3 separate regions of the Homo sapiens genome follow, and regions 1 and 2 are each linked to region 3. A link is a loop called in an ENCODE intact Hi-C map of the cell type or tissue named here. Cell type or tissue: GM12878. All regions are shown on one strand.

Evidence for each region. Peaks named below come from ENCODE experiments on the same cell type or tissue, not always from the same donor. Only the 100,000 strongest peaks of a DNase experiment are listed, where the experiment ranks them.
Region 1: a loop joins it to region 3, with 4 times the contacts of the local background. A loop is called at or near these places in 3 of 110 quality-filtered maps.
Region 2: a loop joins it to region 3, with 6 times the contacts of the local background. A loop is called at or near these places in 2 of 110 quality-filtered maps.

What each region holds. Positions count from the first base shown.
Region 1 is chr3:23,650,515-23,658,514 of GRCh38, forward strand. LOC105376993 (a long non-coding RNA gene) reads left to right here. Exons shown (of 3, transcript XR_940651.3): 3 at 4,154-4,470. Among named protein-coding and RNA genes, the nearest start is that of UBE2E1, 150 kb to the right of the region's middle. RefSeq lists a silencer at 4,231-4,414. In GM12878, no CTCF peak of the experiment used is centred here; DNase peaks (open chromatin) are centred at 3,377 and 4,223; H3K4me3 peaks cover 1,749 bases; H3K27ac peaks cover 2,724 bases.
Region 2 is chr3:23,864,453-23,872,452 of GRCh38, forward strand. All of the region lies in intron 3 of UBE2E1 (ubiquitin conjugating enzyme E2 E1), which reads left to right. Among named protein-coding and RNA genes, the nearest start is that of NKIRAS1, 49 kb to the right of the region's middle. RefSeq lists an enhancer at 500-1,259. In GM12878, a CTCF peak has its summit at 3,145 (motif pointing left); a DNase peak (open chromatin) is centred at 1,529; H3K4me3 peaks cover 741 bases; H3K27ac peaks cover 1,555 bases.
Region 3 is chr3:23,757,253-23,765,252 of GRCh38, forward strand. No RefSeq gene overlaps it. Among named protein-coding and RNA genes, the nearest start is that of UBE2E1, 45 kb to the right of the region's middle. RefSeq lists enhancers at 2,459-2,628, 3,141-3,777, 3,778-4,414, 3,999-4,048, 4,149-4,268 and a silencer at 6,014-6,063. In GM12878, CTCF peaks have their summits at 3,256, 4,380 and 5,282; DNase peaks (open chromatin) are centred at 1,444, 3,939, 4,469, 5,189 and 2 weaker places; H3K4me3 peaks cover 1,640 bases; H3K27ac peaks cover 3,010 bases.

The DNA.
Region 1 (8,000 bases), 110 kb before region 3:
TGTATTATTTAGATTTATATGATGATGTAGATCTTGCTCACAGCTGAGCCATGCAATGAAATCCAGAAAGAATAAAGAGGCATGACTGACCTACTTAACAGAGAAAACACACATGTGACCTGAGGTGCCAAAGCCCTCCCTGGAGTGTTCCACACCAACTAATTCAGACTGCGGGGAAAGGATTGCTGAAGGTTACTTGTTCTGTGCCTGCCAGGTTGAAGCAAGACCAACTGCTGAAGGGGTGGGCGAGGTTTGCCTCCCTTCCTAAGGAGGTGGAAGTGTGAAGATTTTGCACACTGGACAAATAAAGAGATGAAAACAAGGGTGAACTCAAGACAGCAAAACAAAGCCATAAACCAGCCCCTACCCGTGTGGGAACCTTGCTGAAGAGTTTGATGTTTTTCCTTTTTCCTTTGCACTCTGGGAACAGTCATATGAAGCATCCTGTTTAAATACTTTTCTCCTTTGAAGCAATACCCTCTAGTTACTCATGACCCTTCAGTGATTCACAAACCATCTTGTGCTTCCTATGAGTTGATGTAGGGTGGGCTGGGGACCAGGCAGTAAGAGAAGCCTGGCGTCTCCACATCACCACTCTGCAAGCTTCCGTTTTCTCCAGAGTGTTCTGAGTCTGTCCTCCCCAACCCCTCCCTGTCGGGCTAGGCCATTTTGCCTGCTGTCCCTCCACCGGCATTGACAAGCCCTAGGGGCACCACTGCTTAGGGGAAGGGCAGCTTCTGCATGTGGCCCTCTCCTGGAGAAAAAACATGCTGATTTTGTTTTTAAAATAAATGTTAGCTGGAGCACTGGCTCACACCTGTAATCCCAGGACTGTGGGAGGCTGGGAGGATCACTTGAGCCCAGAACTTCAAGACTAGCCTGGGCAACATAGCGAGACCCCATCTCTACAAAAAAAAAAAAAATCTCCTTAAGCTGATAAGCAACTTCAGCAAAGTCTCAGGATACAAAATCAATGTGCAAAAATCACAAGCCTTCCTATACACCAATAACAGACAAACAGAGAGCCAAATCATGAGTGAACTCCCATTCACAGTTGCTTCAAAGAGAATAAAATACCTAGGAATCCAACTTACAAGGGATATGAAGAACCTCTTCAAGGAGAACTACAAACCACTGCTCAACAAAATAAAAGAGGACACAAACAAATGGAAGAACATTCCATACTCATGGATAGGAAGAATCAATATCATGAAAATGGCCATACTGCCCAAGGTAATATAAGATTCAATACCGTCACTATCAAGCTACCAATGACTTTCTTCACAGAACTGGAAAAAACTACTTTAAAGTTCATATGGAACCAAAAAAGAGCCCACATTGCCCAGACAATCCTAAGCCAAAAGAACAAATCTGGAGGCATCACACTGCCTGACTTCAAACTATCCTACAAGCCTACAGTAACCAAAACAGCATGGTACTGGTACCAAAACAGAGATATAGACCAATGGAACAGAATAGAGTCCCCAGAAATAATACCACACATCTACAACCATCTGATCTTTGACAAACCTAACAAAAACAAGCAATAGGGAAAGGATTCCCTATTTAATAAATGGTGCTGGGAAAACTGGCTAGCCATATGGAGAAAGCTGAAACTTACATCTTATACAAAAATTAATTCAAGATGGATTAAAGACTTAAGTGTTAGACCTAAAACCATAAAAACCCTAGAAGAAAACCTAGGCAATACCATTCAGGACATAGGGACGGGCAAGGACTTCATGACTAAAACACCAAAAGCAATGGCAACAGAAGCCAAAATTGACAAATGGGGTCTAATTAAACTAAAGAGCTTCTGCACAGCAAAAGAAACTACCATCAGAGTGAACAGGCAACCTACAGAATGGGAGAAAATTTTTGCAATCTACCCATCTGAAAAAGGTCTAATATCCAATCCAGAATCTACAAAGAACTTAAACAAATTTACAAGAAAAAATCAAACAACCCCATCAAAAAGTGGGTGAAGTATATGAAAAGACACTTCTCAAAAGAAGACATTTATGCAGCCAACAGACACATGAAAAAATGCTCATCGTCACTGGCCATCAGAGAAATGCAAATCAAAACCACAATGAGATACCATCTCACACCAGTTAGAATGGCGATCATTAAAAAGTCAGGAAACAACAGATGCTGGAGAGGATGTGAAGAAATAGGAATGCTTTTACACTGTTGGTGGGACTGTAAACTAGTTCAACCATTGTGGAAGTCAGTGTGGCGATTCCTCAAGGATCTAGAACTAGAAATACCATTTGACCCAGCAATCCCATTACTGGGCATATACCCAGAGGATTATAAATCCTGCTGCTATAAAGACACATGCACACGTATGTTTATTGCGGCACTATTCACAATAGCAAAGACTTGGAACCAACCCAAATGTCCATCAGGGATGGACTGGATTAAGAAAATGTGGCACATATACACCATGGAATATTATGCAGCCATAAAAAATGATGAGTTCATGTCCTTTGTAGGGACATGGATGAAGCTGGAAACCATCATTCTGAGCAAACTATTGCAAGGACAGAAAACCAAACACCGCATGTTCTCACTCATAGGTGGGAATTGAACAATGAGAACACTTGGACACGGGGTGGGGAACATCACACACTGGGGCCTGTAGTGGGGTGGGGAGAGGGAGGAGGGATAGCACTAGGAGATACACCTAATGTAAATGGTGAGTTAACGGGTGCAGCACACCAACATGGCACATGTATACATATGTAACAAACCCGCACGTTGTGCACATGTAACCTAGAACTTAAAGTATAATTTTAAAAAATCTAATAATTAAAATTAAAATTAAAATTTGCAACTTGTCCAGAGATTAGGAATTAAAACCCAAACTTAAGTATCTTAAAATTTCTATCTAATACAATGGAACCAATCTTTAAGATACTCTCATTTATTAAATTTCTCCATCTGTGTTTGTATGATACTGCTTGTGTGTCTAGAATTTTTACTTCTGCCCAAAGAAATTTTGCTTATTGTTGCTAAGTTTTTAGAACACCGTCCCTTGATGGGGAAAAATAAATCTATAGGGATTTAACTAGAAGTCCTACTTCAGAGATTACTTTTCAAGATGTGTAGAAAGAAGAGGGCCAAGGAAAACCTCACTGACCTTTTCCCCCAGCAATGAAAATGTTCAAGTTTCTTAAAATAAAAAGCAAGCACCTGAGTGTTATTTATAATTTCAAACGTTCAGTTTCAGTTTCTAATCCACCAAGTCCTCCACCTCCAAAGCTCACAGTGACTTTCCTAAGCAGCTTCATTTCACACGGTTCCCTGTTGTCTGCTTTCTTTTATGGGTCTGTAAACTCTAGAAGATTCAGTTATGCAAAGGAGGTTACAAATGCTGTCTTTAAAGGAGGGGAGAAGCAGAAAGGTAAGTGGAAAAAGCCAAATGAGCCACCAGGGCTGCTTCCTGAGAAAGCTGACCTCCCTCTTGTCTTCATTGGAGGGTAAGTCCTCAGTTGACACTGTCAATAGGTCTTTGGAAACTGCAACTTTAAGCGGAACGACATAGGACAGATCAATTTTACTGAAGGCTAACTGATACAAACAAGAGTTAAGTTCCCTTGGCACGTTTCTGATCACAAAAACATTAAACTTCTAAATAAAGATCAAAACACTTCTAATTTTAAACCTTAAACTAAATGTGAGCTAAGGTACATTTAAGAAAGAATAGGCCCAGCATGGTGGCTCATGTCTGTAATCTTAGCACTTTGGGAGGCCGAAGCATGATGATCGCTGGAGGCCAGGAGTTCAAGACCAGCCTGGGCAACATAGGAAGACCTCATGTCTACAAAAATAAAAAATAGCCACGTGGCAACATGTGCCTGGACTACGTGAGTTATATCTTATGACTTTCAAGTAATTCTTTGAGAGCAAGGCATGAAGGAATTGGAATCAAGAGGAATTGGCAGAATTGGGGGAAGGGTTTGAAAAGGAATTTGGGACAGGACTAAGGCTACCTTTATTAAATGTCTGTTATCTTGTTCATTGTGGAATTTTTTAAATATCAATTTTGATTGGATTACGATGCTATATTTTTTAATTACTGAGTTTTGTTTGTTTGTTTGTTTTTGTTTTTGGCAAGCCCTTAAATTTTGTTTGCATTTAATACAAGGCCTGGAAACCAGAGAAGATGACCAATTTCAAAACCAGAGAAGCAACCCTAATATGAAGTTCCAAATGGTGTGGCAGGAAGGTAGCAAGACACCTGGGGCAGATAACAACGGTTTGAGCACCTGCTCTGTGGCAAGCTGCCTGAAGGGACTTGACACACACTTGCAGACAGTTCTCAGAAAAGTTCAATAAATTGCCCAAGGCCAAAGAGCTAGTAAGTTGTGAGCTTGGATTTGAAGCTGATTTTTCTCTTCATTGCAAAGCCCTGGGCAACAGTCTTTTTGCCATGAATCGGGAATAAACAGGAGAGAGCATGGAGATGGCAACAGACTCAATTTATGAATGAAATTCTATTTTATTACTTTTAAATACAGATAAGGCCAGGCATGATGGCTTACACTTGTAATCCTAGAACTTTGGGAGGCTGAGGCAAGAGAATTGCTTGAGGTTAGGAGTTCAAGATCACCTTGGACAACACGGGGGGTTGGTTGGGGAGGGGGAAGAAAGAAAGTGAAAGAAAAATAAATACAAATAAATACCAAAAGAGACCAGTACACTCTCCAGGGGCAAATAATGAATAATATTTCAAATCACTATCTTATTTTTTTCAACTTTATTGAGCTATTATTGAAGTAGATAAGCTGCACATATTTCCATGTAAAAGTTGGTCAGTTTCGGTGTGTGCATACCCCTATGAAATCACTCCCACATCAAGATAGCATTTTCTTTTTTTTGAGATGGAGTTTTGCTCTTGTTGCCCAGGCTGGAGTGCAATGGCGCAATCTTGGCTCACTGCAAATTCCACCTCCCAGGTTCAAGCAATTCTCCTGCCTCAGCCTCCCAAGTAGCTGGAATTACAGGTGCCTGCCACCACACCCAGCTAATTTTTTGTATTTAGTAGAGATGGGGTTTCACCATGTTGGTCAGGCTGGTCTCGAACTCCTGACCTCAGGTGATCCACCCGCCTCGGCTTCCCAAAGTGCTGGGATTACAAGTGTGAGCCACCACGGTTGGCAGGATAGCATTTTCATTACCCCCAAAAGTTTCCTGGTGCCCTTTTGTAATCCATCCCTTCTTCCATCCCTGTTTCTAGGAAAGCATTGATCTACTTTTGTCACTATGGATTCGTTTGCATTTTCTAGTATTTTACACAAATGGAATCATGCAGTATGACTCCTTTTCATTTGGCTTCTTTTACTCAGCATAATTACCTTGAGATTTGCCCTTGCTGTTGCATGTATCAGCAGTTCATTCCTTCTTATTACCAAGCAATATTCCATTGTATGGACATACCACAATCTGTTTATCAAGTCATTCACCTGCTGATGGTTGTTTTCAGTATCTTAAAGTTCCCATGTACACAAGTAGCACATTTTTAGACCACTTGGATGTGATTTGAAATTATGTGTTCTCCCTAAACTCATGATTACCCTTATATAGCAGGGGCAATGCTATGCGTTCACCTAACCCTGCGTCCCATTACTTCTTCCTGGGAAGATGGAAAATACACGTCTCAGCCCCTTTGCACATAGGCAGGGCCATGTGCAAATTTCCGGTTTCTCTCTTCCCCTTAGGTGGGGGAGTGCGGGCCATGACTGAGCTGGTAGAAGCGCTGGGTGGAAACAGGTAGGGCCGCTGAGCCACCAGATGGAAGCAGCCACCTTGGAAAGCACTGGCCTGCCGTGGACTTCATGCCCAAGAGAAGTAACCTTTTCTGTGATTTGGGGCTGGTTGTTACTGCAGCACAAGCCTAGCCTTTTCTGACTAACACACCTTAGCTTAGCAAACCCTTTCTTTATGAACACAACAAGAAGGCATTCCTGGCTGAATTTCTACCAAAGCTGAATGGAATGCAAATTAATGAAGCTTTTACTATTTAGAATTGTCTAAAAATGTAACTAATACTGTACAGCTACAGACTTCCCTTTGGTGCATGGAAAAGCAATATAAGTATTCGGAAGAGGTGAATGGGAAAAAAACATTTATTACTCTTCATCATGTACCAGCAACTCACCTCCATCCACTTCTTTAATCATCACAACAACTCTAAGGAGATATTATAGCTTCATTTGTACTAAGGAAAAAACTGAGACATGAAGAGGTTCCCAGGGATACACAGCTGGTAGGTAGCAGATTTGGAATTAAAATCTAGGTCTGCCTAACTGCCAACTGCCTGTTTATCCCATCAGATGGGGAAATGCAGAAAGAGGTGAGCAAAAGAGCCCCTATGGAACAGCTATCCACTCTTCACTACATGCTAAGGCCATTAGCAAAAGGAGAAAGGGGAGGTTCAGGCAGGGACGGTCTGAAAAGCAGGTGGACAGCCCCAGCTATGGACAGGTGGTCACGGCACACAGCCAGAGTCCACCCGTTTGTGGCCAAGCTGACTCAGTGAGGTGGAGGGTGGGCTGGTGGAAAGAGGAGGGCTCGCAGCCAGAGTTTGGGGCTCAAGAACTATCCCTCAGGTGTTTGTGGCCTCAGACAAAGGCAATTAACCTCTTCACGTCTCAATTCCCCAAGTTGAAAGTAGGAATAATGAATAGAAAACAGACAGAAAACTCTAATACTATGTAAGTTCAGGCCTGTCCCAGTCTCCTCTGCCTTGGCACACACCCTAGGTGACATTTGCAAGATTAGTGTAGATAAGATAGGTGTGAGAAATGATCTCCTGGCTCCTCTCAAAAAGGCATATTGGCAAAGTGTTCTCTGTTCCAACTACTTTTCAAGTACAGCTTGTACAAACCTCAGGTCTCCACCTGTGATTAACAAGAAGACACTTGTGCTGGTTGCAGCGGCTCATGCCTAGCATTTTGGGAGATCAAGGCAGGTGAATCACTTGAGCCCAGGAGTTTGCAACCAGCCTGGGCAATGTGGCCAACCCCATCTCTACAAAAAAAAAATAGAAAAAAAATAGCTGGATGTGGTGGTACGGGTCTGTGGTCCCAGCTACTTGGGAGGCTGAGGTTGGAGGATTACCTGAGCCCGGGAGTTTGAGGCTGCAGTGAGCCATGATGTCTCCACCACACCCCAGTATGGGTGACAGAGTGAGACTCAGAAAAAAAGAAGAGAAGAAGAAGAAGAAAGAAAGAGAGAGAGGAAGGGAGAGAGGGAGGGAGAGAAGAAGGATGGATGGAAGGAAGGAAGGAAGGAAGGAAGGAAGGAAGGAAGGAAGGAAGGAAGGAAGGGAAGAAAGGAAGGAAGACATGTGAGAAACCTACTGGCTCAAGACCCTCTGAGACTGAGAACCACTTGATTCTAACTCTCGTCTCCTTGTCAAACTTCTCTCCCTAAGAATAAAGGAAGGGTAATTGGGCCAGCTATGAAGTCGCTCACATACTCTAAGAATTTGCCCATTTCTGCAGAGGAGGCAACCCAGAGAATGCTGGGAGGGAACATTCTTTTTGTCAGCCATAAAGAGGCCCAACTCATCTGCCCTGTGAGGTTCCCCAGCCCAGGATTTAGGAACTGAGCTAAACATATTACAATTAGCAATTCAACATCTTGCGTTTACAGAAATCAAGCCATAGCTATGTGATGAAATATTAAATATATGAAATGGCCACCTGTGTAGGTTCAAAATAGTTCATTCTAATATATTTTATCATTTGACAGATTCCAGAAAGGAACATGTTCTCTTACTAACTTAATACTTCTTTCCTTATTCTTCCCTGTTTTTTTTCTTTAAAAACATCAGATCTGAGCAAAAAGATGGAAGATGAAATATATCTATTAAGTAAAATTAAAACTCAACCTTTAAAGTTTTATCTTCTTAAACAATAAATAAAATGTAATTTTTTGCATACTAGATGTATGGAACTCCGCTAAGTATTGAGACTAGGAGACGGTGT
Region 2 (8,000 bases), 110 kb after region 3:
TTTCTCTCCTATTTGCAGCCTTTCTTCTACTTTCTTGGGAGATTTCAACTTTATCTTTTATTGAGTTTTTGAAATCTTTTGTTTGCTTGCTTTTGTTTTTAATTTTCAAAAGCTACTTTTTCTCCTCTGAATGTTATTTTGTTTTGGCTTTATTCTTTTTTCATAAGTGCAATGTATTCTGTCTCTCTGGATATTAATAAGTTTATTTTGAAATTCTCCCTATAATTTCTGTTTTCTGTAGTTGGCTATCTTCTAGTTTGTTTTGATTTTTGATTTTTATGTTAGAAAAGAACCATGTTCCTCAGTTATCTGTTCCTTAGTTAGAAAGGTCTTTCCTCTGAGTCGCTCATATTCCCCAGAAGAGACTGCCTGGAGGGCGAAGGCCGGCCTGTGTTCTGGGAGCTGAGTGGAGAAAGAAAACTGGGGTCTTACTGTCCTGCATGCATAAGCTCTTTTTCAGTACAGCACCTCTGCCCTCATCCATGTTAATGACCACTGGTGCAGAGACCCTCTGTTTCAACTTCTTCTGAAAATAAATTTCAGACTGTCAGGATTTCTCTTTCTGTGTAACAAATTACTGCAAATTTAGCAGCCCAAAACAATACACACATTTAGTATCTCACAGTTACTGTGGGTCAGGAATCCAGGCATAGCTTAGCTGAGCCCTCTGCTCAGGGTCTCTCTTGGCTGTAGTCAAGGAGTCAGCTGGCCTGTGTCCTCATCTGTAGCTCTTACAAGGTCACATAGTTGTTGACAGAATTCAGTTCCTTGCAGCTATGGGACTGAGGCCCAGGCAACTCCTAGAGGCCGCTCATAGTTCTCTAGCCCTTTTCTTAGGTAGTTTATGTCATAGGAGCTTGCTTCTTCAAGGCTAGCAGGAGACTCTTCAGTCAGTTAAGACTTAGTCCTTTTTTTGAGATGGAGTTTCACTCTGTCACTCACCTAGGCCGGAGTGCAGTGGTGCAATCTCGGCTCACTGCAGCCTCAACTTCCTAGGGCTCAGGTGATCCTCCCGCCTTAGCCTCCCGAGTAACTGCGATGACAGGTGCATGCCACCATGCCCGGCTGTGTTTTGTATTTTTTTAGAGATGAGGTCTCACAATGTTGCCCATGCTGGTCCCTAACTCCTGGGCTCAAGCAGTCTGCCTGCCTCGGACTTCCAAAGTGCTGGCTCACACCTGTGAGCACTTGGCTGGAATAGGACATGTTTGTAAGTCAGCACCCTTCTCTGTTTGGGGATAATGCTTTGGACTTCTTGGTATTAAATGACTGTTTGAATCATTTTAGAAACCAACTGATACCAACATGAAGTAGCATATGACTCTGCCGTCTGTTAACTTACAAGCCAGTTTCGTGCCTGACCAGTGGCCACCAGTATTTGCTTACCAGTCATTCTAGGCTTGTTACGTTTAGGTAGCTGTGAAATGTCCCACATCAGCCCTCCATCTGTGGGCCTCTTTAGCTGCTGCTGCTGCTGCAGCATCTAGCCTTTTGAAAGCTATTGTCTACTGCTCAGCTAGAAGGGTGTGTGTAGACAGCAGGACCAAGGATTCGCCTGGGTGAAAGAGTTGGCAATGAGAAAGCAACCAGACCCTCCCCTCCAAGCCCAGCCCTGTATTTGACATGCAGGGCATAACCTCACTCATTCAGTCTCTCAGCCCTATGCAAATATAAACAGCCTTCCTCTTGTCTCTCCAGGCCAGCCGGGGCCAAGAAAGAAGCCAGTGATTCCCCCAAGTGCAGTAAATAGCTCTCCTCACCTCCTGACCCTGTTATTTCCTGGTAGTTCTGAGTTGTGGATCCTGCAGTGGAGAGGGAGGGAACAAAGAAGTTGCAGAGGCCTCAGCTTCACAGAGCATTGAGCAGTGGGTGATATTGTATCCTCAGGCAGGGGTTGACCTCACATTTCAGTGCAGGTCATTCTAATGACTGCTGGACCTCCCAGTGCCACTGTGAACTAGAATGGAATAGAGTGAAGTGGATCTGAATTCCTGGACTGTGGGACCAACCTAACTTCTGAGCTGGAGAAAGTAGGTCTCATGTTCTATACCTGCTTTTTTTTAGCTCTAGGGGGAAAAAAGAATTGTGCATCTTTCTTGTTCTCTTTGCAGCTTAGGGGCATAACGTTTGGACTGTAATTGAACTGATGCTTGTTTCCCCAAAATGTCTTTGGTTTTCATTAAGGTGGGGGATTCTCTGCATTTTTGGAGTTGTCACATTATTATCGAAATTCCTCTCCACACTAAGTACTGTGTGTGGTATGCTTTTATTTTCACCTAATTGATTTCTGCAAATAAAGTGATTTAATTTTTGGTATTAAGAAATTTAAATAACACCTTTTGGCAGATCACAAGATTTTCTTGTTCTTATTTAATCCTGGCTTCCATCCAAATGTGAAAGAGAAATGAAATAATAAGGTAGGAAAGGCAGACCAGTAATTGTGATTAAACAACTTTTGTGTTGAGTCCAAAGACAGGTAACTTTATTTTAAGCTTCATGGGTGTAGTAAAAATATATCACCTTAAGAAAACCTGGATTGCCATTAGCCAGAACTGACTTCCAGGCTTTCTGACTTTGTACAAACAAATCACTTAATCCTGAATCCTTCTCCTCATCTTTTTTTTTTTTCTCTTTGTTTGTTTTTAAATGTATTTCTTTATTTTGTATTACTTTCTTCTTGTCTTTTTTATATTTTATGTATTTTATTTTCCTCATCTTTAAAATGGATAAATGTTACCTTTCCTGATTCAAAGATTCTAGGCAAAGATCAAAAGAAGTCAAAGTTTGTGAAGGAACTTTGAAAATTATATATTTCTCTGCAATTGTGTTAGGGTACTTTTCTGTCTTTGATTTATGTTGGTTCTTGGAGTGATACTTTAGATGTACAAATAGTAGGTCAGAACAAACCTGTATGTAATAAATTCTGGAGAATTGAGTTCAAACTTTGGTTTTGCTTATATTTGGATAAATTATCATCAACTTTGTTGAGGTGTAATTTATACACAATTAAATTCACCCATTTCAAATCTTCCATGTGTTTTGACTGTTTAGATAAATTGACAAATAATTATCTTAGATAACAGTTGGTATTTCTACATTAAAGAAGGGAGAAAGAGCACCCTCTTTTGGCAAAAGTTTCTCCTGTGTGGGCTCTCCGGTCCCCCTGTCTCATTTCAAAATCAGATTTGCATCCTGCTGTTGGAGTACACTTGAGCCCTTTCATTTATACTGGTGCAGGTTTTGTAGTCTCTTAGAGATTCAGTATGTCAGTCCCATGTCTGAGAGCAAAGGAGAAGGAAGAGGGTAGGAAAGAGCACCTGAATTGAATAGAGAGGAGGGAGCAGAGAAGGCAGAACAGTGAGATAGTATCCATTTAGTCTGAGTATTTCCAAATTTTCCAATAAAATGTCAGTGGAAGCTTTTATCATAAGGCCAAAATCTGTCCTTCAATGTGACCACAGAGCCACAGGAGACCCAAACCCCTTGTAGTCACTGATGATTTTCATTGGGCTATAGATGGGAATGGCAGCAGTCATAAATATTTCCTATGAATGAGTGTTCTAGATATTTTTTACCCAAAGATGTAGCATATCAGTGGGTCACTATTGAAAACATGTTTGGAATGAAGCAGGAAAATAAGTCAAAAGATCTCCCCTCAGTTCCTAAGCAACTTTGTTGTAAAAATAACTGTGAAAACTGGGCTTAAATGAAACATACATTCGAATGCCTGGAGTAAGAATTATTGATAGCCCAGACTTAGTATCCCCCCCACCTTTCCAAGTCCTTAAAGCATTGGCTTTCTACTCAGAAACGCTGCTTACCCTAGGGTGACCATAGTTACTTTTATTTTTTATTTTTATTTATTTATTTATTTTTAGATGGAGTCTCCCTCTGTTGCTTAGGCTGGAGTGCAGTGACACGATCTCACTCACTGCAACCCCCACCTCCTGGGTTCAAGCTATTCTCCTGCCTCAGCCTCCTGAGTAGCTGGGACTACAGGCGCCCACTAACACACCCGGCTAATTTTTGAATTTTTATTAGAGATGGGGTTTCACCATATTGGCCAGGCTGGTCTCGATCTCCTGACCTTGTGATCCGCCTGCCTCAGCCTCCCAAAGTGCTGGGATTATAGCCATGAGTCACCATGCCTGGCCACTTTTACTTTCTCTTATTACTTTACTTTCTACATTAATAGGTAGATTAGATTCCATCTCTTCTACCTTTATTTTGTCCTTCAGAATAGAAATTGGGAAGTAAACACAGTGTTGTTTTTTTTTTTTAATCTCAATAATTGGAATCTGTTTGAAGGAGAAAATCCCCTGCATCTCATCCTGCAAGTATAACCACTATTAAGTTCGGGTATATTTATATCTTACAAAAATGTTTGTTTTGCATACTGTTGTGGAACTTGTTTCTTTCAATCCTTCTGGATTTCTTTCCTTGCTTAGTATGTATACCTCATTCTTATTTAAGAGCTGTACAGTATACTGTCATATGGTTGTACTCCAATGAACCTATCTCCTGTCAGTAAGTTAGCTCATTCCAAATTTTTTTCATCATATATAAGTAAGAGTCTCCAAAATATCCTTATACTATAGTCACATGCACGTGTCCAGTTATTTCCTTAGGGTAAGTTCCAAGAAGCAGAATTTCTATATCAAAGTGTTTACTGGAAATTTTTGCCATTCTGATAGGTAAAAGTACCAGAGTGTTTAACTTGTATTTCTTTGAGTCTAAGTAAGATTGTGCATCTGTTTATTTGCCATATGTTTATTTTCCACTTTTGAGAACTGCCTGTGTACTTTATCCATTATTATTATTTAAATTAGTCAAGATATTAGCCCTTAATCATGAACTGAAAATACCCCCTCCAACCTTTTTATAAACTTTATGGTATCCTTTTTTTTTTTTTTTTTTTTTTTTAAGGATTTTCAATTTTTATGTAGTCAGATCTGTTGGTCTTTTCCTGTGTGTGTGTGTGTGTGTGTGTGTTAACTTCAGTGATGTCTCAGTTTTGGTCATTCCTGCACTCCTGCCTGCCCCCTCACCCCAAGGTGACTTGTGAGATGAGAGTTCAAATACAAGTAGTTTATTTCCAGGTACAAAGAACAAAGGGAAGCTAAGGAAGAAAAGATAGTCAATAAAAGATGTCTCATCTGGGCTTAGTGGCTCATGCCTATAATCCCAGCACTTTGGGAGGCTGAGGCAGTCGGAGATTGCTTGAGCTCAGGGGTTCGAGACCAGCCCAGGCAATATAGTGAGACCCTGTGTCAAAAAAAAAAAAAAAAAAAAAAAAAAAAGATGTCTTATTAAGCCAAACCCCACAGGGAAAATTGCCTGTGTGGAAACTGGGAAATTGGGCAGAACACTTGCCTCAGAATGATCCCGCCCAAATTATCAGTTATTCATTGAGGGCTGCTCTTGGGGGGAGTGTTCCAGTTATTTATTGCTACATAACAAAATATTCTAAACAAAAACCACTATTTTTTATTATGATTATAATCTTTCATAGATATAGAGTTTGGGGCTGGGCTCAGCTGGTTGGTTCCTACTGAAGCTTTCTAATGCAGTTACAGGGGCTAGGACTGGAGTCATGTGAAGCCTTCCTCACTTTTACATGTCTGGTTTTCCACCTGGGCTGGGAAGGCCCACAGCTGAGGGCTGTAACACCTTGGGCTTCTTGGCTAATTCTCATTCTTGATGTGGTCTCTTCACACGGTCTCTGCAGTACTAGGCTTCTTATGTGATGTTTAGAGTTTCCAAGGCACATAGAAAGGGAGAGACAGACAGCTGCAGGATGAGATGGGGGGCCGGGGGGACCATAGCTCCTTTTTTTAAAAAAAGGAGCCAGTTGTGAAGTCACACTTATATCACTTTAGACTTAAATATCACCAGCCCATATTCAGAGGGAGGGGAATTAGACTCTGCCTCTTTGAGCAGTTTCAAACAATCTGTGGACGGTGTTGTAAAACTGCCACAGGGAGTTAATTTACCTGTATTTCTGCCTATTGCTATGGGCAGAGCAGCTTTAAGCACAGAGGCGCAGATAGGGGTAGCTAGAACTTGGCCACAGCACACCAGAATCCTAAGGGATGTGTTGGTGAGGCACTGACAGCTTCTGCTATAGTTTATCAGTGAGCTCAGGAGTTCAAGTGGCTTCTCTTATTTCCAAAACTATAAAACTGTTCACTTATATTTTCTTCAAGTTCCTATTTAAAATTCTTTTTTTATTTTATTTTATTTTATTGATCATTCTTGGGTGTTTCTCGCAGAGGGGTATTTGGCAGGGTCATAGGACAATAGTGGAGGGAAGGTCAGCAGATAAACAAGTGAACAAAGGTCTCTGGTTTTCCTAGGCAGAGGACCCTGCGGCCTTCCGCAGTGTTTGTGTCCCTGGGTACTTGAGATTAGGGAGTGGTGATGATTCTTAACGAGCATGCTGCCTTCAAGCATCTGTTTAACAAAGCACATCTTGCACCGCCCTTAATCCATTTAACCCTGAGTGGACACAGCACATGTTTCAGAGGGCACAGGGTTGGGGGTAAGGTCACAGATCAACAGGATCCCAAGGCAGAAGAATTTTTCTTAGTACAGAACAAAATGAAAAGTGTCCCATGTCTACCTCTTTCTACACAGACACGGCAACCATCCGATTTCTCAATCTTTTCCCCGCCTTTCCCCTCTTTCTATTCCACAAAACCGCCATTGTCATCATGGCCCGTTCTCAATGAGCTGTTGGGTACACCTCCCAGACGGGGTGGTGGCCGGGCAGAGGGGCTCCTCACTTCCCAGTAGGGGCGGCCGGGCAGAGGCGCCCCTCACCTCCCGGACTGGGCGGCTGGCCGGGCAGAGGAGCTCCTCACTTCTCAGTAGGGGCGGCAGGGCAGAGGCGCCCCTCACCTCCCGGACGGGGCGGCTGGCCGGGCGGGGGGCTGACCCCCCCACACCTCCCTCCCGGACAGGGCGGCTGGCCGGGCAGAGGAGCTCCTCACTTCTCAGTAGGGGCGGCAGGGCAGAGGCGCCCCTCACCTCCCGGACGGGGCGGCTGGCCTGGCGGGGGCTGACCCCCACCTCCCTCTCGGACGGGGTGGCTGCCGGGCGGAGACGCTCCTCACTTCCCAGACGGGGTGGCTGCCGGGCAGAGAGGCTCCTCACTTCTCAGACGGGGCGGTTGCCAGGCGGAGGGTCTCCTCGCTTCTCAGATGGGGCGGCCGGGCAGAGACACTCCTCACCTCCCAGACGGGGTCGCGGCCGGGTAGAGGTGCTCCTCACATCCCAGACGGGGCGGCGGGGCAAAGGCGCTCCCCACATCTCAGATGATGGGCGGCCGGGCAGAGACACTCCTCACTTCCTAGATGGGATGGCGGCCGGGAAGAGGCGCTCCTCACTTCCTAGATGGGATGGCGGCGGGGCAGAGACGCTCCTCACTTTCCAGACTGGGCAGCCAGGCAGAGGGGCTCCTCACGTCCCAGACGATGGGCGGCCAGGCAGAGACGCTCCTCACTTCCCAGACAGGGTGGCGGCTGGGCAGAGGCTGCAATCTCGGCACTTTGGGAGGCCAAGGCAGGCGGGTGGGAGGTGGAGGTTGTAGCCGGCCGAGATCACGCCACTGCGCTCCAGCCTGGGCACCATTGAGCACTGAGTGAACCAGACTCCGTCTGCAATCCCGGCACCTCGGGAGGCCGAGGCTGACAAATCACTCGCTGTTAGGAGCTGGAGACCAGCCCGGCCAACACAGCGAAACCCCGTCTCCACCAAAAAAATACGAAAACCAGTCAGGCGTGGCGGCGCGCGCCTGCAATCACAGGCACTCGGCAGGCTGAGGCAGGAGAATCAGGCAGGGAGGTTGCAGTGAGCCGAGATGGCAGCAGTACAGTCCAGCTTCGGCTCGGCATCAGAGGGAGACCGTGGAAAGAGGGGAGGGGGAGGGGGAGAGGGAGAGGGAGAGGCCTATTTAAAATTCTTAGTTTAACTTTTGTTTTTTAATGTCTGGGAGTAAG
Region 3 (8,000 bases):
TTTTAGTAGAGATGGGGTTTCACCATCTTGGCCAGGCTGGTCTTGAACTCCTGACCTCGTGATCCACCTGCCTCAGCCGGCCACCCAAAGTGCTGGGATTACAGTAATTTTTTTTTTAGACAGAATCTTGCTCTGTCACCCAGGCTGGAGTGCAATGGTGTGATCTTGGCTCACTGCAACCTCCGCCTCCGGGTTCAAGCCATTCTCCTGCCTCAGACTCCCAAGTAGCTGGGATTACAGGCACCCGCCACCAGGCCTGGCTAATTTTTTTGTATTTTTAGTAGAGATGGGGTTTCGCCCTGTTGGCCAGGCTGGCCTCAAACTCCTGGCCTCAAGTTAACTACCCTCCTCGGCCTCCCAAAGTGCTGGGATTACAGGCGTGAGCCACTGCACCCAGCGTGTCTTCTGACATTTTTAAAGACTATAGGCCAAACATGTAGAATGCCCTCAATTTTGGTTTTCTCTTGTTTAGATTTAGACAGGAATATTGCAGAAGTGAAGCTGGATTCTTCTTATTGTGTGGGGTACAGTTTCCATTCATCCTATTCTGGGGGATGCTCACTTAGACCCCTTGATAAAGTGGTGTCTGTCAGACTCATTGCTACAAAGTGACTCTTTTCCCTTTCATAAGTATTTTGTGGAAATCCTTGAAACTATGTAAATATTTCATTCCCCATCAAACATTTAATTGAATTTTTATTTATATCAGAATGAGCTAGTGGTTTCTTTTTTTTTCTTTTCTTTTCTCTTTTTTTTTTCTTGAGACAGAGTCTTGCTCTGTTGCCCAGGCTGGAGTGCAGTGGCACCATCTCAGCTCACTGTAACTTCTGCCTCCTGGGTTCAAGCAATTCTCCTGCCTCAGCCTCCAGAGTAGCTGGGACTACAGGTGCGCAGCACCACACCCGGCTAATTTTTGTATTTTTAGTGGAGATGGGGTTTCACCATGTTGGCCAGGCTGGTCTCAAACTCCTGATCTCACGTGATCCTCCCGCCTCGGCCTCCCAAAGTCTGGGATTACAGGCTTGAGCCACTGCGCCCGGCCTATGGTTTCTTATTTTATTCATTGTGTTATATATAATCTGTTACTATCGTTACTTGTTTGCTCTGTCTGATATCTCAGCCATCCCACTGATGGAAAAGACTTTTAACCACATTTCTGTCCACAGAAATCTGTGTTTATTAAAAAAAAAATGTGCTGCATTCCTGTACAAGGGATGGTTGTTATCTGAGTATTTGTTACCCAAGTGCCTACAGTTATGACTTGCTTATGAAGCAAAAATTATTATAATATGAAACTATTTGCTAAGGGAATATGACACAGCCTATACACAAATAAAGTCTCTTCCTATTCCACAGCCGTTCTCACCCATCTCATTGACACCTCTGTGGTTTGTAGCACCTCCAAAATTATCATTCAAATTCAATGCAGATTGGTTCACAAAACGAACTTGCAAATCTTGCAAAGTCTCAGGGTTTCATGGAGTTCATGAAAGTAACATAGCAGGACTGCTCAAAGCCTTGAGACCAGATAACAGCTACCCAGGAGAAAATAGACCAGGGGGAGAAGACAATGTAAATGACAAGGGTTCAGAAAACTCCTTTAAAAATTGATAAGGCTGTCAAATACCTTTGTGGGGAAAAAAAATGACCTTCTTTATGAATGTGAAATAAAAGTCAAAAATGAAGTGAAGGATACCATTCAATTTTGTCAGAAAAAAAAGTTTAGATTCTTTGTTCTAATAATTAGCACATAGCCTAAACCATGATCTAAACTTTGTTAGAAGGTGAAGTTATTTTCAAAATTTTTTGTGTCCTCTTTTTTTAAATTAATTAATTTATTTATTTATTTTGAGACAGAGTCTCATTCTGTCACCCAGGCTGGAGTGCAGTGGCGCCATCTCGGCTCACAGCAACCTCTGCCTCCAGGGTTCAAGCGATTCTCCTGCCTCAGACTTCCTAGTAGCTGGGATTACAGGTGCCCGTCACCACGCCCGGCTAATTTTTTTGTATTTTTGGTTGAGACGGGGTTTCACCATGTTGGCTAGGCTGATCTTGAACTCCTGACCTCAGGTGATCCACCCACCTCGGCCTCCCAAAGTGCTGGGATTACAGTTGTGAGCCACCGCACCTGGCCAAGGTGTCCTTTTTTTCAAAATAAAATGCTAATCTATTTTTTTCCCCTCTATTTACTGTAAAGTTTCAGTCCCTTCAGTAAGTAGGTTTAATTTAAATGACTTTATCTTGGTGTCAGTATTCTGCAGGTCAGGACCCCTCCCTTGCATACAGTAGGAAACTTAAAGCTGCTGTGGCAAGAGGGTGGGCCTGTCCCCTTAGATGCTCCTTGCTCGTGTTAGCCATCTCCCAATCCTATGAGCCCCTCTCTCTCTCCTTCGCTTCCTCTGGCCCCATGCTTGCTTTTTACTTTCTGATCTCACTTTCCTCACTTATCAGAAGAGGAAAATATCCCAGTCCAACCAACTTCACAACAAGTCATTCTTATAGTCAAATGAGTTCATGGATAATAATAGTAGTCATGGCTGGGTGTGGTGGCTCACGCCTATAATCCCAGCACTTTGGGAGGCCGAGGTGGGCAGATCACCTGAGGTCAGGAGTTCAAGACCAGCCTGGCCAACATAGCAAAACCCTGTCCTTATTAAAAATACAAAAATTAGCTGGGCATGGTGGTGGGCGCCTGTAATCCCAGATACTAGGGAGGCTGAGGCAGGAGAATCGCTTGAACCCAGGAGGTGGAGGTTTTGGAGAGCTGAGATTGCGCCACTGCACTCCAGCCTGGGCAACAAGAGCAAAACTTTGTCTCAAAAAAAAAAAAAAAAAAAAAAAAGTAGTCACTAACATGTATTGAACCATCATTCTATGTCTGACCATGTGTTGAGAGCTTAACATAGACCACTGCAATTAACTCTCCCCAGACTTGTAAAGGTAAAGGCTGTTATTATCTTGCATTTTACAGAGAAGCAAACAGAGGCTCCAGGATGTTAAGTAATGTACTGAAGTTTTCTTAGTCTTTGGAGGAGTCAAGATTTACTTCAAGCATTTAACTACTAAACTATCCACGCTATAAAAGCGCTATGAGGACAGAATGGTATTCTATAAATATAGGCATCAGCATTATTATATTTCCCTGTGTATGCTCTGAACTCCCAAAGACACTGAATGATAAAGCAGAAATTATTAACAGGTCTTTTTTATGTGTATGACTGGTTGTTTGGACCCCAAAATATTCCACTAGTGGCACCCAGTGGCACCCATAGGCATTGATTAACCCCACTCAGAGTCTCTAGGCCTTGGAAGACCAATTTGACTGTGAGTGGTAAGATAGAAGCAGACTAACTCACCCCAAAGAACATTTTACATGGTCCCCAAGCCCTCCCCCAGCAGCTCTGGCAGAGATGAACCTAGTCACTCTGCCCTCACTATTGCAGGCCAAAGTGGCGGGGGCCAGGCACAATGACCTAAAAGGAAATTTGGTTCTGATAGACTAACAGAGGAGATAGGATATGTGTGGGGTTCTGTGCTTGGCGCTAGAATTTGTGGTTGGCAAATGCAAAGAGGCTGTTAAGTGCCCGCATATAAGATGATGAAGAATACTTCTTCCCTGTAAGTCTATTCTCAGCACTGGCAGGGGCCCCCTGCAGCAGGAAACGTTGGGTTTACAGGGCAGGGTCCCTTCCTCTGCTGCAGATGCCCCTGTTTAATGGCCCTCCCTCTGCTCAGGCTGAGAGGGCCTGACCCTCACGGGACAGAAGTCAGCCACTGCTGAGCTTTGCATTTTCAGGTCTTTCAAATGCATTGTGTTTGTCCCCAGCCAGCTTCTGCAGGGGCCCAGGTTGGTGAGTGGGTGCTAATTTGCCTAACAGGCAAAAGGGGGTTTGTGTATCACCAATGTCTTTTGGGAGGGAAATTACAACCTGCTGAAGGGGGAGCTGGAGGTGATCAAATGTGACTAAATGCGGTAAAACCAGCAACTTCACAACTTCTTGTTGTGAATGCGGTAAAACCACCAACTAAATGCGGTAAAACCGACTAAATGCGGTAAAACCACCAACTTCACCAACTTCTTCTGAGGAGACCAGCTGGGGGAAGGGGGCTGGAGGTAGAATTATACTTGTTGGCACAAACAGTGGGAAACTGGGAGAAAAGAAAGACCCCCAAACCACAGGCCTCCTTCTAATCTGGACCTTGAGTAGGAAGGAAGGATTTTGGGAAGGGTCCCCTTATCCTACAAATGAGGAAGCTGATATCTAAAAAAGCCTCAGGACTACAGCAAGTATGCCCTCATAGTAAACACAGAGCTGCAATCAATCCCAGGCCTCCTGGGCCCCAGGTCTGGACTTTTCCATCCCAGTGCTCCCTCTATGGGTTAACATCACACACCCAAGTTTGAGCAAACATTTAGTTGTAAAATGGCTGATGTGCACGTTCTAATGAATAAGCCACAGTTTAAGCACGTCAGGCAAGAAAACTTGGGGTAAGGCATCTATTTTAGAATGGTTGGGGGTGGATGTGGAGGACATATGTTGGTTTTCCTGCCCACCAGTGCCACCACTTACAGTGTTCAGGTGTCTGTCACACAGCACAATGTTGTCCTGCCAAGGAGTCAATTGAGTCAATATCCACCTTTAGTTCTGCTCACTCAACTATCTGTCCTAGGTGTGGGTTTTCTTCTGCCCAGAGGAAGGCAGGTCAAAGGTGCCATCTGCTCCCCAAGAAGTGGGGGCATAGGTCTGCATCAGCCTGGAGGGGGTGCCTGTTTCCAACTCACAAGGGTCCCACATAGGCTAGCTATGGCATCTTGCATCCATCCCTTCTTCTTTTGAAGCTGAAACACAATTTTCTTTCGTGGAGTCAGGCCCTACCCAATCTCAGTCCTGTGGTTTGATGGAGCAGACCCCACTCTCATCTTCAGGAATGGACCACTGACCCAAGCCTGTAGCCATTTTAAGGATGGGCACCTGACTTAGTGAGAATAACTACAGAATTATTGCTGGAACTGTTGATACCAAGCCAATCCTTTTCTTGGAGTTGCTAATCTCGGGAGAGGTGGAGGGAGCAGAAAAGAAGATAGCATTGCAAGAAGCCTCGGAATCAGTTGAGTCTGACCAGATTCGTCTTCTTATGGTTAGTTATACGAACCAATTCTCTGTTTTACTCAGGCTGGGTTAGGTTGACTCTCCCTGGCAACCAAGAGAATTCTCACCAATACAATGAGAAAGCGGAAGTTTCACCTTAAATGAAAGCTCCTCTAGCATCCTCTAGCAGATTTGTCAAGAGATCGTTCCAAATCTGAACCCATCCTAAAAAGGCATCCCTGTCCCCCCGGGCTTGTTGGAAAGACAGGATTGTGAAGGGCCTGTCCCACAGGCATGTAAATTACGTTGAGGTTTATTTGCCTACACTTGCAATATCTATTCTTTCACTTCTGGTGGTTCTAGAAGATGCTGGAGCACTTATCCCTCAGGTCACTAACAACACTGTCAAGAAAAGACCCACATTTTAAATTCCATTTAGTCCATTTCTGCAGAGCTGGGTAACCAAATGAGACAGCCATGGAAAATATATGACTTCCATTATTATGACGTGGAAAACAGAGCTGTCTAATTGCTTTTGTCCACTGGTGTATAAAGATTGAGACCAGATGTGTTTAAAAAAAAAAAAAGGAAAAGAAAGAAAGAAAAAAAAGGGCTTGAGTTGGCCGTTGCTTTGAACAAAGCAGTCTGATTTCCTCTCTTTCTCTCTCTCTCTCTCTCTGGGAAAGACGACATGAAAGTGTTTTAACTGCTTGTAATTTTTCATAGCCTCGTTGATTTTGCTTTTCACAGAAGATGAAATTGTGAAATTGGCCTTGAAAACTTTATTTTCGCTTTCCTCAATTCAAAGGGACAATTGTGGAAGGAAAGAACTGAGCTGCTTGCCAGACCCAGCGCACTCCTTTTTCTCTGGACAGCTGCTGCTTTGCAGAGGGTCGTGGGAGGAGGTGAGTCCTAACGCAGATCAGACCCTCCTTCCCTCAGCCAGCCGCTGGGGAGTAGAGTCTTCGCATGTAAATCCACAGGAATGGATGAGATGATGATCGGCTTTAAATAGAACCACCCAGGGCCCAGCTTCTGTGTTTCATTTTCCAGAAGAGCCCCTAAATCTGCTTCAACATTTTTTTAACCTCTCCAGTTATTTTTAGCACACGCAGCCAACAGAGCTCAGCAGGCCCGTGGAGGCGCTAACATGTCCCCCAGTTCATCTCCTTCTGCAAAGGTGCATTTGAAGCATGAAAAATAAAAAATAAAAAATACGTGCGGACCCAAAGAGGTGATGATTTAGAAGCCAGGTTACATGGCCCTGCTGCTCTGTATCAAGCGAGTGCTGCCCACTGGAAATACAATTCTTTTAAAGATTATATCATTATTTTCAAAATTAATTTTTGAGGCCGGGCGCGGTGGCTCACGCCTGTAATCCCAGCACTTTGGGGGACCGAGGCGGGCGGATCACGAGGTCAGGAGATGGAGACCATCCTGGCTAACACGGTGAAACCCCGTCTCTACTAAAAACACAAAAATTAGCCGGGCATGGTGGCAGGCGCCTGTAGTCCCAGCTACTGGGGAGGCTGAGGCAGGAGATTGGCATGAACCCGGGAGGCGGAGCTTGCAGTGAGCCGAGATCGCGCACTGCACTCCAGCCTGGGCGACAGAGCGAGACTCCATCAAAATAATAATAATAATAATAATAATTATTATTATTATTATTATTATTATTGTCTGAAGACTAATAAGAGTATGCATGGTAGATTGGGAAAAGAGGAGGCTCCCACAGCAGCAATTTCCTGAGGGTCGCAGTAACCATGGATCACGGTGTTGAGCCAAACCTGGGAAATGGGAAGGAACGGAAGCAGGATTCCTCCAGAAAACCTCATAGGGCTTCTGCAGCCCCGCTCCCAGTGGCCAGCAGAGTCACTTTCTCATTTACTGGAGAAGTTGGTAATTTACTGCTCCCTATGCAGGGGTTTCCCTCCCATTCCAGGGTCTGAAGCTATGTAGTTGCATCTCAGAATATTTACAGGGATCTCATAGTTCCACAGGGGTCTTTGCTATTCTCTGCTAGAGCCCCCCATAGTTCATCTCTAATTGGGGCAAAATAAATACTTTTAATTAATTTCCCTCACATTTTTATAGGCAACAAATCCTCAGTGATACCATAGAGAAGAAAAGATTGTGCAAAAGAATGTAAGATGCTAAATGCTTCTGCTGGAATGGGTAAGTTTCCCCAGCACTTACTCCACACATCCATTTCCCTGTACTTATGTGTATTATCATTCCAAATCAGGGCTCCACAAAATCCAGGCCTCCCTTTTCTCCCAGTGCCCTTGGCTTTCAATTAATTCTGACATGATTTCCATAGGGAGTGATTAATGTGTAGCATGAATGGGAACAGCCATTACAGAGCAATTGCAGTGGAGAAGACTGGGCTCATTGGTGCTGTACTTAGGAGCCAGGTGACCTTGGGCAAGTAATTTAGCCTCTATTAGCCCCGACTTCCTCCTCCATGGAATGGACTCCTTTGCAGCATTGTTATAAGGATTAAAGGAGAAGGCCAGGCGCAGTGGCTTACGCCAGTAATCCCAGCACTTCGGGAGGCCAAGGCGGGCGATCACCTGAGGTCAGGAGTTCCAGACCAGCCTAACCAACGTGGCAAAACCCCATCTCTACTTAAAAAAAAAAAAAGCAAGACAATTAGCCAGGCATGGTGGTGCCAGCCTGTAATCCCAGCTACTCGGGAGGCCGAGGCAGGAGAAACATTTGAACTCAGGAGGTAGAGGTTGCAGTGAGCTGAGATCATCCCACCGCACTCCAGCCTAGGCGAAAGAGCAAGACTCCATCTAGAAAAAAAAAAATTAAACGAGAAAATGAAAGTGGTGCTCAACGAATAGGACTGCTACTATGATTAAATCATTGCCAGAGCCTCCTTAGAACATGACCCCAGGATTCATG